Linked DNA regions of Homo sapiens: region 1 is linked to region 2. Evidence: chromatin contacts called from ENCODE Hi-C data. All regions are on one chromosome and are shown on one strand. Each heading gives the region's core, a stretch centred on a gene start or an enhancer-like site at or near the end of the contact. The rest is flanking DNA. Distances are from core to core; before and after follow the strand shown. Region 1 overlaps ARMC9 (armadillo repeat containing 9). Region 2 holds the start of HTR2B (5-hydroxytryptamine receptor 2B).

What was found. Hi-C counts contacts between places; a loop is a spot of excess contacts on that map.
Region 1: a map with no recorded cell type shows a loop between it and region 2 (2.2-fold over the local background). The contact joins the enhancer-like site here to the promoter of HTR2B in region 2. A Hi-C loop is called at or near these places in 2 of 37 single-sample maps with no recorded cell type.

Annotation. Positions count from the first base shown.
Region 1 is chr2:231,298,473-231,304,269 of GRCh38, reverse strand. All of the region lies in intron 19 of ARMC9 (armadillo repeat containing 9), which reads right to left. Among named protein-coding and RNA genes, the nearest start is that of MIR4777, 61 kb to the left of the region's middle. Within about 2 kb of position 4,074, at least 8 of the 41 ENCODE cell types and tissues checked have a DNase peak (open chromatin) inside an H3K27ac peak, as active enhancers do.
Region 2 is chr2:231,122,703-231,128,775 of GRCh38, reverse strand. It overlaps HTR2B (5-hydroxytryptamine receptor 2B), which reads left to right and starts at 3,734. Exons shown (of 4, transcript NM_000867.5): 1 at 3,734-3,804; 2 at 4,646-5,363. The coding sequence starts at 5,012. All of the region lies in intron 16 of PSMD1 (proteasome 26S subunit, non-ATPase 1), which reads right to left.

The DNA.
Region 1 (5,797 bases), core at 2,825-5,324, 180 kb before region 2:
AGTAAGAAAAGCAATATGATAATAATAATGATTATTATTATTATTGAGATGCAGTCTCTGTTGCCAGGCTGGAGTGCAGTGGCGCGATCTCGGCTCACTGCAACCTCTGCCTCCTGGGCTCAAGCAATTCTCCTGCCTTTGTCTCCGGAGTAGCTGGGACTACAGGCGTGCGCCACCACACCCAGCTAACTTTTGTATTTTCAGTAGAGATGGGGTTTTACCATGTTGGCCAGGATGGTCTTGATCTCTTGACCCAGTGATCCATCCACCTTGGCCTCCCAAAGTGCTGAGATTACAGGCGTGAGCCACCACGCCTGGCCATAATTATTTTTTTGAGACTGAGTCTCGCTCTGTTGCCCAGTCTGGAGTGCAGTAGCGCAATCTCGGCTCACTGCAACCTCCACCTCCCAGGTTCAAGCAATTTTCATGCCTCAGCCTCTGAGTAGCTAGGATTACAAGCATGCACCATCACACCCGGCTAATTTTTGTATTTTAGTAGAAATGGGGTTTCATCATGTTGGCCAGGCTGGTCTTGAACTCCTGGCCTCAGGTGATCCACCGGCCTTAGCCTCCCAAAATGCTGGGATTACAGGCATGAGCCACCGCACCTGGTCTGAAAGTCAATATAAATAAATACACCATATCAGTAGTATGAAAGGGAAAAAATCAAAGAATGATCATCTCATATGATGAAGAAAAAGCATTTAACAAAACCCAACACTCAGCAAACTAGGAACAGAGGGAAACTTTCTTAATCTTATAATCAGATCTATGAAAAAATCCCAGCTAACGCTGTACTAGATGGAGAAGGACTGAAAACATTCACTGTAAGATCAGGAACAAGCAAAAGATGCCTGCTCTCTCCACTTCTATTTGGCATTGTACTAGAGTCTCTAGCCAGCACAATCAGGCAAGGCAAGAAAATAAAGGATAGCTAGATTGAAAAGGAAGTAAAATGATCTCTATTCACAGATGACACAATCTTGTTATACAGAAAATCCTAAGGAATTCAAAACAAAACAAAACAAAACAAAACAACCCAAACAAACCCAAAACCCACAACAAACAAAAAACTCTTTGAGCTAATAAATTCAGTAAGGTTGTAGGATACAAGTTCAATATTCTAAAATCAATTGTATTTCTATACATTAGCACATCTGATTGTTAGGGAACAATCAGAAAATCAAATTAACAAAATGCAAAATAGATCAATAGATTTTAATTAACAAGATAAAAATGACTATTTACTTATTTATTTATTTTTTTGAGACGGAGTCTCGCTCCGTCACCCAGGCTGGAGTGCAGTGGTGTGATCTTGGCTCACTGCAATCTCCGCATCCCGGGTTCAGGCGATTCTCCCACCTCAGCCTCCAGAGTAGCTGAGATTACAGGCGCACACCACGATGCCCAGCTAATTTTTGTATTTTTGGTAGAGACAGGGTTTCACCATGTTGGCCAGGCTGGTCTCAAAACTCCTGACCTCAGGTGATCCACCCACCTGGGGCTCCGAAAGTGCTGAGATTACAGGCGTGAGCCACTGCACCCAGCCAATAAAAATGATATTTAAAATTGGTTTCTAATTCCACATTGCAACTAACTTTTAATAAACTATTACCTGTCTGGTTTTAAAGTAATATTGAGCAAAAATATCTATCTGAAAAGGCTTTGAAAATACTTCACCCCTTTCCAAGTACACAGGTGTGTGAGGCTAGATTTTCTTTATGTCCTTCAATCAAAACAACATATGACAACAGATACAGCCCAGATCAAACTGTGTTTTTCTGATCCAGACATTAAAGAGATTGGCAAAAAAAAAAAAAAAAAAAAAAAAACAAACCCACAATGCTACACTTTTTCATAAAATTTTGTTTTGAAAAATAATTCTTTTTCATAAGAATATCTTATTTATATTAATGTAATGGATTTACTATTGCCATTTTAAGTTATTTAATATTTTAATATTTAACATTTTATCATATTTAAGTTCTCATTTAAAAAATTTTGATAGACAAAATACTCATTAACTCTTCAGAATCTTCAGTAATTTTTAAGAATGTAAATGGCTCCTGAAACCAAAAATTGGAGAATGGTTACTTCAAACCTTATATAAACATATATGTTTTTCTTTCCTATGCATAACATATTTAATGACTACAACTTAGATGAAAAAATTAAAATCTTAAAAGAAAACCTAGGAGACTACATGTAAAATTTAGGGTTAGGGAAGACCTTAACCAGGACAGGAGACCCAGGAACTATAAAATAAAAGCGAATATATTTAACTTTTTTTTTTTGAGATGGAGTCTTGCTCTGCCCAGGCTGGAGTGCAGCGGCGTGATGTTGGATCACTGCAACCTCCACCTCCCGGGTTCAAATGATTCTTGCGCCTCAGACTACCGAGTAGCTTGGATTACAGGTGTGCACCACCACGCCCAGCTGATTTTTGTATTTTTAGTAGAGACAGGGTTTCACCATGTTGGCCAGGGTGGTCTTGAACTCCTGGCCTCAGGTGATGTGCCTGTTTTGGCCTCTCAAATTGCTGGGATTCAGGCGTGAGCCACCACATCCCGCCTCAATCTTTAACTTAAAAAAAATTTTAAAAAAGATTTGTGGCAAAAGAGATTAGAAAAAATATATCTTTAAAACATTTGTAATGATGGTGAAAAGGGTTTGGAAAGAAGCACAACTGAAAAAAACAGAAAGGATATGAAATTGGAAATGTACAATGTAGCAAATCCAAATCCAGATTGGCAAAAACATTAAAAAAAAATAGAGTAACAGCACCTATTGCTAGTGGAGATGGAGGGAAGAGGCTCCTTCATGTTCTCCTAGTGAAATCTGAATTATTAACAGCCTTTGAAAAGAGCAATCTGGAAAAATCTATTATTAAAAAAATACTTTTTCATCCAGCAGCAAGAGCCCATATAAATAAAAGCCCTGGTAAATAAGGATATTTTTACAAAGATTTTACTACAGCATTGTTTGAAATAGCAAAAAATCTAGAAAATTATACATTCATAGCATTAAAAAGTATCAACTTGCTACACTGCCTAACTCAGAAGGACTTTCAAGAAACATTAACAAGAGAAAAAGGCAACATGGTGTAGAAGTATGTGTATTTCTATCTCTATGTTATCTCATTTTGAAAAACAAATACTGACAAAAGTATATATGGATCTGTGTGTAGTACATACCTCCGTGTACTCTGTGTGTGCATCTTTTAAGTATGAAAGCGCATGCACACACTAGATCACTAACATGGGTTTCTTGGGGGGGTTGATGTGAGTGCAGTGGAGAGGCAAAGGATAAAGCTTATGCTTGTGCTGTCTCCCCCAGAGGATGCCACCCCTGCTGGCCACACCCTTCCCTTCCTCAACTCATCTCACTTCCTCTTTACCCCACGCCAGCCATCTCCCAGTATTCCTGGAGTACTTGGAATTTCTGTGGCACTTCCTGTGTCTATCACCTTTATGAATCTGTGATCACATATTTATTTTCTGTTATTTGCTATTTTGCATTCATGTATGTCTCACAAGAAGGTAATATAGGGCAGTGGTTAGGAGCATGGACCACTGAGTCAGACCACCTGGATTTGAATCCCAGCCCCATCACAGTTACTTATTAGCTGTGTGAACTTGGCAAGTGACCTATTTTCTCTCTGTCTCTTCATCTGTGAAATGTGAATAAAAATAGCACCTACCACAGGGCTGCTAAGAAGAGGAGATGACTGAACACCCATAAGGCGCCTAGAACAGTGCCTGGCACCCGGCACTGCCAGCAGGCGGGAGCTGCTGTTGTCAGAATCACTGTGATCTTCCCTATCTAGGCTGGAAATTCTTGGAGGTATTTTAAACCACAGATACTCTTTTAGATTTCTTTTGCATCCCTTCCCCATTAGTTCCTACAATAGTGTTATTTCGAGGCCCTCAAATATTTGTTGAGTAAATATATGAGCAACTCTTAGATCTGAGCACTTTGTATAGAAGGAAATTGCTGAGCATACGATTGGCACTTACATGGCAACCAGCAAGTAAATGTCCACGGCTGACCTCACCTGGCACTTAAACCTATTTTGTCAAGAGGCGAGAATATTTGTCTTAAAATCAGTCTTCTAGAATAGCACAGGAAGGTCTTGCATTTCTACTTAAGGAAGCCATACAAGGAAACTGGCTGTGATATATAGTAAGGAAACCTGAGTCACTGGGGGTGAGAACAACGGAACCAGGCTCCTAAGCTTAGTGATTTACCAACAGCCCTTTTGTAACATATTACGTCTGTTTCATATAAAATAAATGCATCAGGTAACACATTTCTCTGAAGTGCTAAATGAGATGCATTTGAATCCTTAAATAACAGCTGTCATTGTCCATTCCCTGGGGTGTATTGTCCAAGCTGATCTAATGATGGTTTTGTTTCTCTGGAGGTTTAAATGGGTCTGGGGCTTTGTGGGCCAAGAAAGTATAAGTGGTTTAGAAAACAATGAAAACACCCATATTTTCAATGCCATCCTGTAGACTCTTCCTGCCTTGAATGTTCCAGCTCTCCCTCTCGGCTGGAGCTACTCCATCAGCATTTTAACATGCTCAGGTTTCTCTCATCTTAAAACAAACAAAAATGCCCCCTTCAGCCACTATTGCTCTTCTGTGCACAGCCAGACTGGGCGAGGAGCAGCATACACTTCTTAAGCCATTTTCTCACTTCCCACCTGGCCCTCAATCCATTCATTTCGCTTTTGCTCCATCAACCCACAAAAATGCACAGCAACTGACTTCCACGCCACTAAACCCCGTGTCCTAGTCTCACTTCTCTCTCTTGAGGAGCCTCAGGGCCTCTCTGCATTTTTCACCCAAACTTCCTTATTCCTATTCCCCCCTTGCAGTTTATAATGTCAGCAAAGAGGGCGTACATGTCCACACCTTTCCGCTACATAGGCACATACATAATCCATAGCCCTGTGTCTTTATACATTTGCTTTTTCCGAAATTATTGGTCAAATTACTTTATGATTTCCTTTTTCTATTTGACATTATATCCTAGACAGTCTATAAATCAGAAGATGCATTTCTAGCTCTACCTTTATTTTTTTTAAAATTTTAGTATATAAACGTATGTATATTCAGACATAACTTTGTTAGGTTAGCACATTAGATCAAGTCATTATAAATTACAGAGAAAAACGAGACTTTGCATCAGGGGTTCTCTTGAGAGTTTCCAGTGAAGCAGGGATAGCAGTGGTGGAAGTTGTGAGCGCACAGATTTCAGCTCAATGTGATTTAGAGTGAGCATAATTTACCCTGGTCTCAGGCCCCATCCCACTACAGCCCCCCACTTTTTTTGAGATGGGGTCTTGCTTTGTTGCCTAGGCTGGAGTGCACTGGCAGGATCTTAGCTCACTGCAGCCTCCGCCTCCCAGGTTCAGGTGATTCTCGTGCCTCAGCTTCCCTAGTAGCTGGGATTACAGGCGCACGCCACCATGAACCAGCTAATTTTTGTATTTTTAGTAGAGATGGGGTTTCACCATGTGGGCCAGGCTGGTCTCAAGTGATCCGCCCACCTCGGCCTCCCAAAGTGTTGAGATTGCAGGTGTGAGCCACCGTGCCTGGCCCCATTAGAACCATTTTATCTTTAGAGTTGCTAAGCAGCTAACTGAAAACAGTGGTTTCATTTTTCTGTGTTTTGGGTCTAAATATTAAATGAAAGAACATTTACACTGCTAAGCAAGATAAGGTATGACTCCAACACCTTGCAAATAATTTTGCTGTCTCCTTCAGAGCTGTCACCTTGGGAAGTGATAACC
Region 2 (6,073 bases), core at 2,485-4,984:
CCACACCCCCACTCCTAGACTAGCTGTGACAGTAGAGATGGCAGCCTATCACACTCCTGGTATAGGCTGTTAATGCCAGAGGAAGCAACACAGACTTCATATACATATGAGATGGGATCAAGAACCTAAGTAGAAGTCAATTGTGGAAAGGAATGATAACATGATCCCAAAGAAGGATAGGATGGATGAAAAGAAAGACATTTTGAGAAGACAGTGAAGGAAGCTTGTTTTTGATTTGTCAAAGTCTTTCGTTAAAATAACAGGCAGTCAGAAGAGAATGAAGGAGTCTAACGAGAACAGATTAAGTTTGAAATAGCTATTCTTATAGTTTCAGCTCTTTCACTGATCTTGTCAAAGAGAATGAACATGAGAGGAATGAATAAAAAGAAAGCTGAGAAATATTTGAACTCCACTGTAGGTCCTGTTGAAGTGAGCTAGTCTTAGTTCTACCTTATCTGTACTATAGTTACCAATATACTTGTTTGCATCCTCCATAAAATTATAAATTACATGAGGACAGAAAATGTTTACCTTATTCATTAATATATCTCCATGAGCATATGGCACTTAGTAAATACTTCACAAATGAATATGTAGCAGATACAATCCCTGTCATGTTAAACATTCCTTTATGGTTACTGTTTAATAGGTATTATGACTGAGAGGTAAAAAAGTGTTCTTGGCTGATATTTAAGCTGTCTTCCTAGACCTATAAAGAATATTAGACTGCCCTTTTCGGTCAAAGACAGAATCTGCTCAATAAATTAAAAAGACATCAGGGAGAAAATTCAATTGTCTTAGAAAAAAATGTGCCAATTAGGTTTTTTTGGTTATTACTGGATTAGAGGCTGAGTCTGACCTTGAAGTTACTTTAGTAAGAGTTACTTTATCTGAAGCTTTTGGGAAAGGAAATATTCTACACAAATGAAGCTTCCAGATATTAAAAACTTCACTCTACCATTAAGAATCATACTTTTATATTTCTTATTATTTGCATAGAAATATTTAATAAATTCATTTCACATTTATTTGCTGAATGAACATGATCTAGCCTTTTCTTAAGTACACAGAAGTCATCACTGTGCTATCCATCATTATGCCACATAAAATGTTGTCAAAGGGCGTGGGGTGCGGTGGCTCATGCCCGTAATCCCAGCACTTTGGGAGGCTGAGGCAGGCGATCACTTGAGGTCAAGAGTTCGAGACCATCCTGGTCAACATGGCGAAACCCCGTCTCTGCTAAAAATACAAAAATTAGCCAGGCGTGGTGGCAGGCGCCTGTAATCCCAGCTACTTGGGAGGCTGAGACAGGAGAATTGCTTGAACCTGGGAGGCAGAGGTTGCAGTGAGCTGAGATTGTGCCACTGCACTCCAGCCTGGGTGACAGAGGAAGGCTCTGTCTCAAAAAACAAAACAAAAACAAACACAAAAAAAGGTACAAGTCTCTACTTTGAGTAGACCTACATGTTTATACATTTAAATTCTTGTTTTTTTTTTTTTTGTTGTTGTTGTTGCTGTTTCAGTTGACCCTATTTGCTATTATCAAAGTGCTTGTCCACCTTTTAACTTGTTACTCAAATCTGGAGTAGGCAGGGAAACATGTTTATTAAAATTGTCTCACATGAATTTATCACTCAACATTCTTTTGTACTATCTACATCTACCACCATGTACAAATGTTATTTTCACTAAAGAAGGGGGAGAGGCAAAGTTTTGTGTGTGTGTATACGTCTGTGCGTGTGTGTGCGTGTATGTGTGTAAAGAGTAAAAAGATATGGAGTGGGGACTTAGAGGCTACTTTCTACTTAAAGTGCTTAGGGTTTTAGAGCACAGGTTTAGTTATTTGCTGAGACTCAACTATCCTTTTATATAATTATTTATTTATTATTATTTTGCTTTTTTCTTGATTCTCAGCTATGCTTCCCATAACTTGAGATTGCCAAATAAGTAGCTGTTCTAACTAGTTACGTTCCTTAGACATTAAACAGACTTAAAAAAGCAAAAATAAAAAAAATCAGAGTACCAATCTTACTTTTTATAAGTTGAGGCAAAAAATGAGTGAATGTGAGTGAAAGGATTAATACAGGCAAAATACAACAATGACTGCATTTTTATAATATACTTAATATTTAAAAAATTTTATCTATAAACAAATCAATAAAGGCTTATTTCATACAAGTCTTTTCACTGGATATAAAATGGTGCTGCTATTTTCAATCTGACATTACTTGTTTTGCAGATCCCTACCTGCCTTCATAAGCACAGATGTCAAAGTGTAACTCACAACTAAGCAGTATTTAAAAATAATTTCTTTTCCTCTTTTTTTTTTAATCTTGGAGACAAGATCTCATTCTGTCACCCCAAGCTGGAGCGCAGTGGTGTGATCTCAGCTCACTGCAGCCTCGACCTCCCCCAGGTTCATGCAATCCTCCTGCCTCAGGTCTCCCCTGACCCCTAACCCTCAACCCCTCCGCCGCCGCCCAGTAGCTGGGACTACGGGTGTGAACCACCACCCTTGGCTAATTTATGTGGTTTTTTTTGTAGAGATGGGGTTTTGCCATGTTGCCCAAGCTGGTCTCTTCTAGACTCAAGCAATCCACCTGTCTTGGTCTACCAAAGTGCTGGAATTACAGGAATGAGCCACCGCACCTTGCCTTAAAATATTTTCATATTCCTGAATAGAAATTCTGGTACATTAAAAAACATCTGATTTCTCTTGAATATTATTTCATCTAGAATTCTTCACAAGTATTTTTTCTAATATAGTAAATTTTGAGTTTTTAAAAAAGCAGCAAATACTGAATAAAATCTGAAGTGCTCAGCAGAGCTAAAATGAACTAAGTATTTTCCAATAACATTCAACATGAGCAAAGGAATACAAATTTGAAACAAGAAAAGGGCACAAATGTCATCACTGATTTATAAGTAATTAATTTTAAAATATGCATCTATAATGATCTTTTAAAAGGAAACCTTGAGAATGCTGAGGTTCTAATACTAAGCTAGTCTTATGGTTACAGAAAACTTAAATAGCATAACTATTAAGATTTAAACACCAATTTTCTGAAATAAGGCAAAAACGTATTTTCATTACTTGTATTTTCTCCAACGTAAAGTCTATGGGGAAAAAAAGCTGTGAACCACTCCTAAACCCAGAGATCATCTGTTTAAAAATAAGCAGTAAAAAAGTTTCTGCTAAAACCTATGTATACATGTAGAATTCAGGCCTTTCTGTGCTCTTCTATATAAGGTTGCAACCAGAGCAAATTAATGGTGTTCCACAGCAAAGGCACAAAAGCTAGATAAGAATCTTGTTTCACTGCTAGAAATCAGAACTGTAGAAATCACTATAGGCTTTTAAAACGGCAGAATCTTCAAAGAATGAAACCTCTAAAATAGCTAGATTATATCTTATTTTTTCTCAAATGTGAAAAACAGCTCAGGCTTAACCCCAAACAAAACTATCTGAAGCTAAAATGATCAAGTTTATTACAGTCCCCCCAAATATTAAAGAGAGCTCTTAAAAATATAACTTGAATAAGGGCCATGAACTGGTTCAACATGCTTAACAGTGGTTTTATGAATTACAATGAATGCTGCTACTCTCTAAAAATGAATGTATCAAAGAGGAAATAACCTCCTTGGCATGCTTGCAGCTATACAACGTATTTGTTTCACTGCTTTCAACCGCCTGTGCTGGAGGCTCAGAATAAGTCAATGGGAGGAGGATTTCAGTCACAGCAGCAAGCAAGTCTAGTGAACAGATAAGATGACATGCTCAGCAAAATAACAACGAAACCAGAGGTAAGCATTTAATAAACACATATGGAATTAATCTAAAGGTTTTTTTTTTTAATCTTCAAGAATTCTGCTATCATAATCTTTCATTTCTATTCAGCGGTTTAAAAATCAAAATGAAAAATTTACTAATGCTAAAGGAGAGTTTTTAAAAACGTGATTTGTACATTTGATGAACAAATAAATGGTCTAATCTTCCTTTTGGTTTCCCTTTCTTCTCAAGGCAACTGGGAAGGTTAAAAAAATAAACACTACTTAAAACAAAAAAAGAACTGGTTTGAATTTGGCAAATTTAGTGATTAAATTTAGAACACAATTGTTGCAAAGACATACCATGAGAGATGAAATTACTAAACACAATTATTTGGATCCTAGTAATACCTTTTTTTTTCCTTCTCTCAAACTAAAGGAAATCTAAAATGACATTTATATCAGTACTCACAAACCTGATAAGACAAAGCTAATTACATATAAGGATCCCTAGCTGGTAAAACATTTATTTAGACCCTTGTTGGGCTTTGAGTGTTTCTAGGTGGGTGGCCAGCGCATACTAAAAGTTCTATTCTGAACTATTGTGTTTCGACTTTTCTATTCTTCTGTAAGTAAAGGTAAAAAGACATTCAAGGGTCAGGAAACACCTAACTTTTTATTATAACCATTGAAAAAATTAATGTGTCTTCTGTTTCATTAACTGAGCAACATCAGAAATACAGTATATTTGGAGAATTGGCTGCATTGTCACAAATGCACAACAGACTTACTAAGAAGGGAAGGGCTATGAAGTTCAAGTGTTTTTACCACTTTCAGAAATGAATAAAATAATGCAGTCTATGTATTTTGTATCTAGGGGGAACTCTCTGGCATGCAAGTTCAAACACGACTCTACAACTACGGCAGAAAAAGAGAGAGAGAGAAACTAAAAATATATATATATCCTATTTTTTTCACAGCTATCAGTTTCTTTCACTGAGCTTTCCTAAATTTAAGCCTCTAGAAAATAATAAATACTTGGATATCTTACCTACAAACATGGACAGATGTGTGTATGCGCTCATTTTAGAGAACTTGAATTTTTTTTTTTAAAGGAAGGTGTCAACTTTGGCTTTTGAGTGTTTGGCATGGTTACAATGCCTTAAAAAAACAGATGAGCAGCTTAGCTACTAACCATGCTGACCACTGTTCGGAACGGGATTGAATCACAGAAAAACAGCAAATGGCTCTCTCTTACAGAGTGTCTGAACTTCAAAGCACAATTCCTGAGCACATTTTGCAGAGCACCTTTGTTCACGTTATCTCTTCTAACTGGTCTGGATTACAGACAGAATCAATACCAGAGGAAATGAAACAGATTGTTGAGGAACAGGGAAATAAACTGCACTGGGCAGCTCTTCTGATACTCATGGTGATAATACCCACAATTGGTGGAAATACCCTTGTTATTCTGGCTGTTTCACTGGAGAAGAAGCTGCAGTATGCTACTAATTACTTTCTAATGTCCTTGGCGGTGGCTGATTTGCTGGTTGGATTGTTTGTGATGCCAATTGCCCTCTTGACAATAATGTTTGGTAAGTATTTCACTTTGTTTGTGCCATCAAACCACAGAACTATGATATACTATTAGAGAATGGACACTCATTTAATCTTTACTTTTCTTGAAATAAAAGATGAACTTGGACTATTTAAAGATACGGCAAGTAAACAGTCCCTTGTTTTATATCATTCTCTATGGTTGATCAGCAGTTTTAAAGAGCAAAAAATATTTTTTGTAAACTATTTTTCTCCCTCCTAAGCTATCTAATAAAATCATTTAAAAAGTCATTCAAGTTAGTGATATTTATAGATTCTGAATATATTATCTATAAATTATAGTAAATAGGCCTATACTTTAACTTTTCTACACTGATACTTTTTTTCCTCAAAGCAATAACTAGGACACTTCCGGGACAGATATGCGCTGGGTTAACGATAAGGTCTTTGAATTACTAAATCCCAATTTAAATCACTAAACCCCAGTTTAAAATTGGAACTGTCCAAAAATTCTTATTATAGCTCTTAATAGTTTGTATATTATAAACTTGAACACAATTCCTACATATGTGTCATGTTAAGAAAAATTATGTTTAGTTGCTGAAGGAAATGGTTTGGCTCAGAGTGTCCAAAGAGATGATCTATCGATTCAATTTTTTTATGATATATGGGCATCTGTGTTCCTGATAGGCCTCTAAGTTGGTAAGTGGATTAAAACCTAGTTATTGCGATAATAAAAGGTATAGTT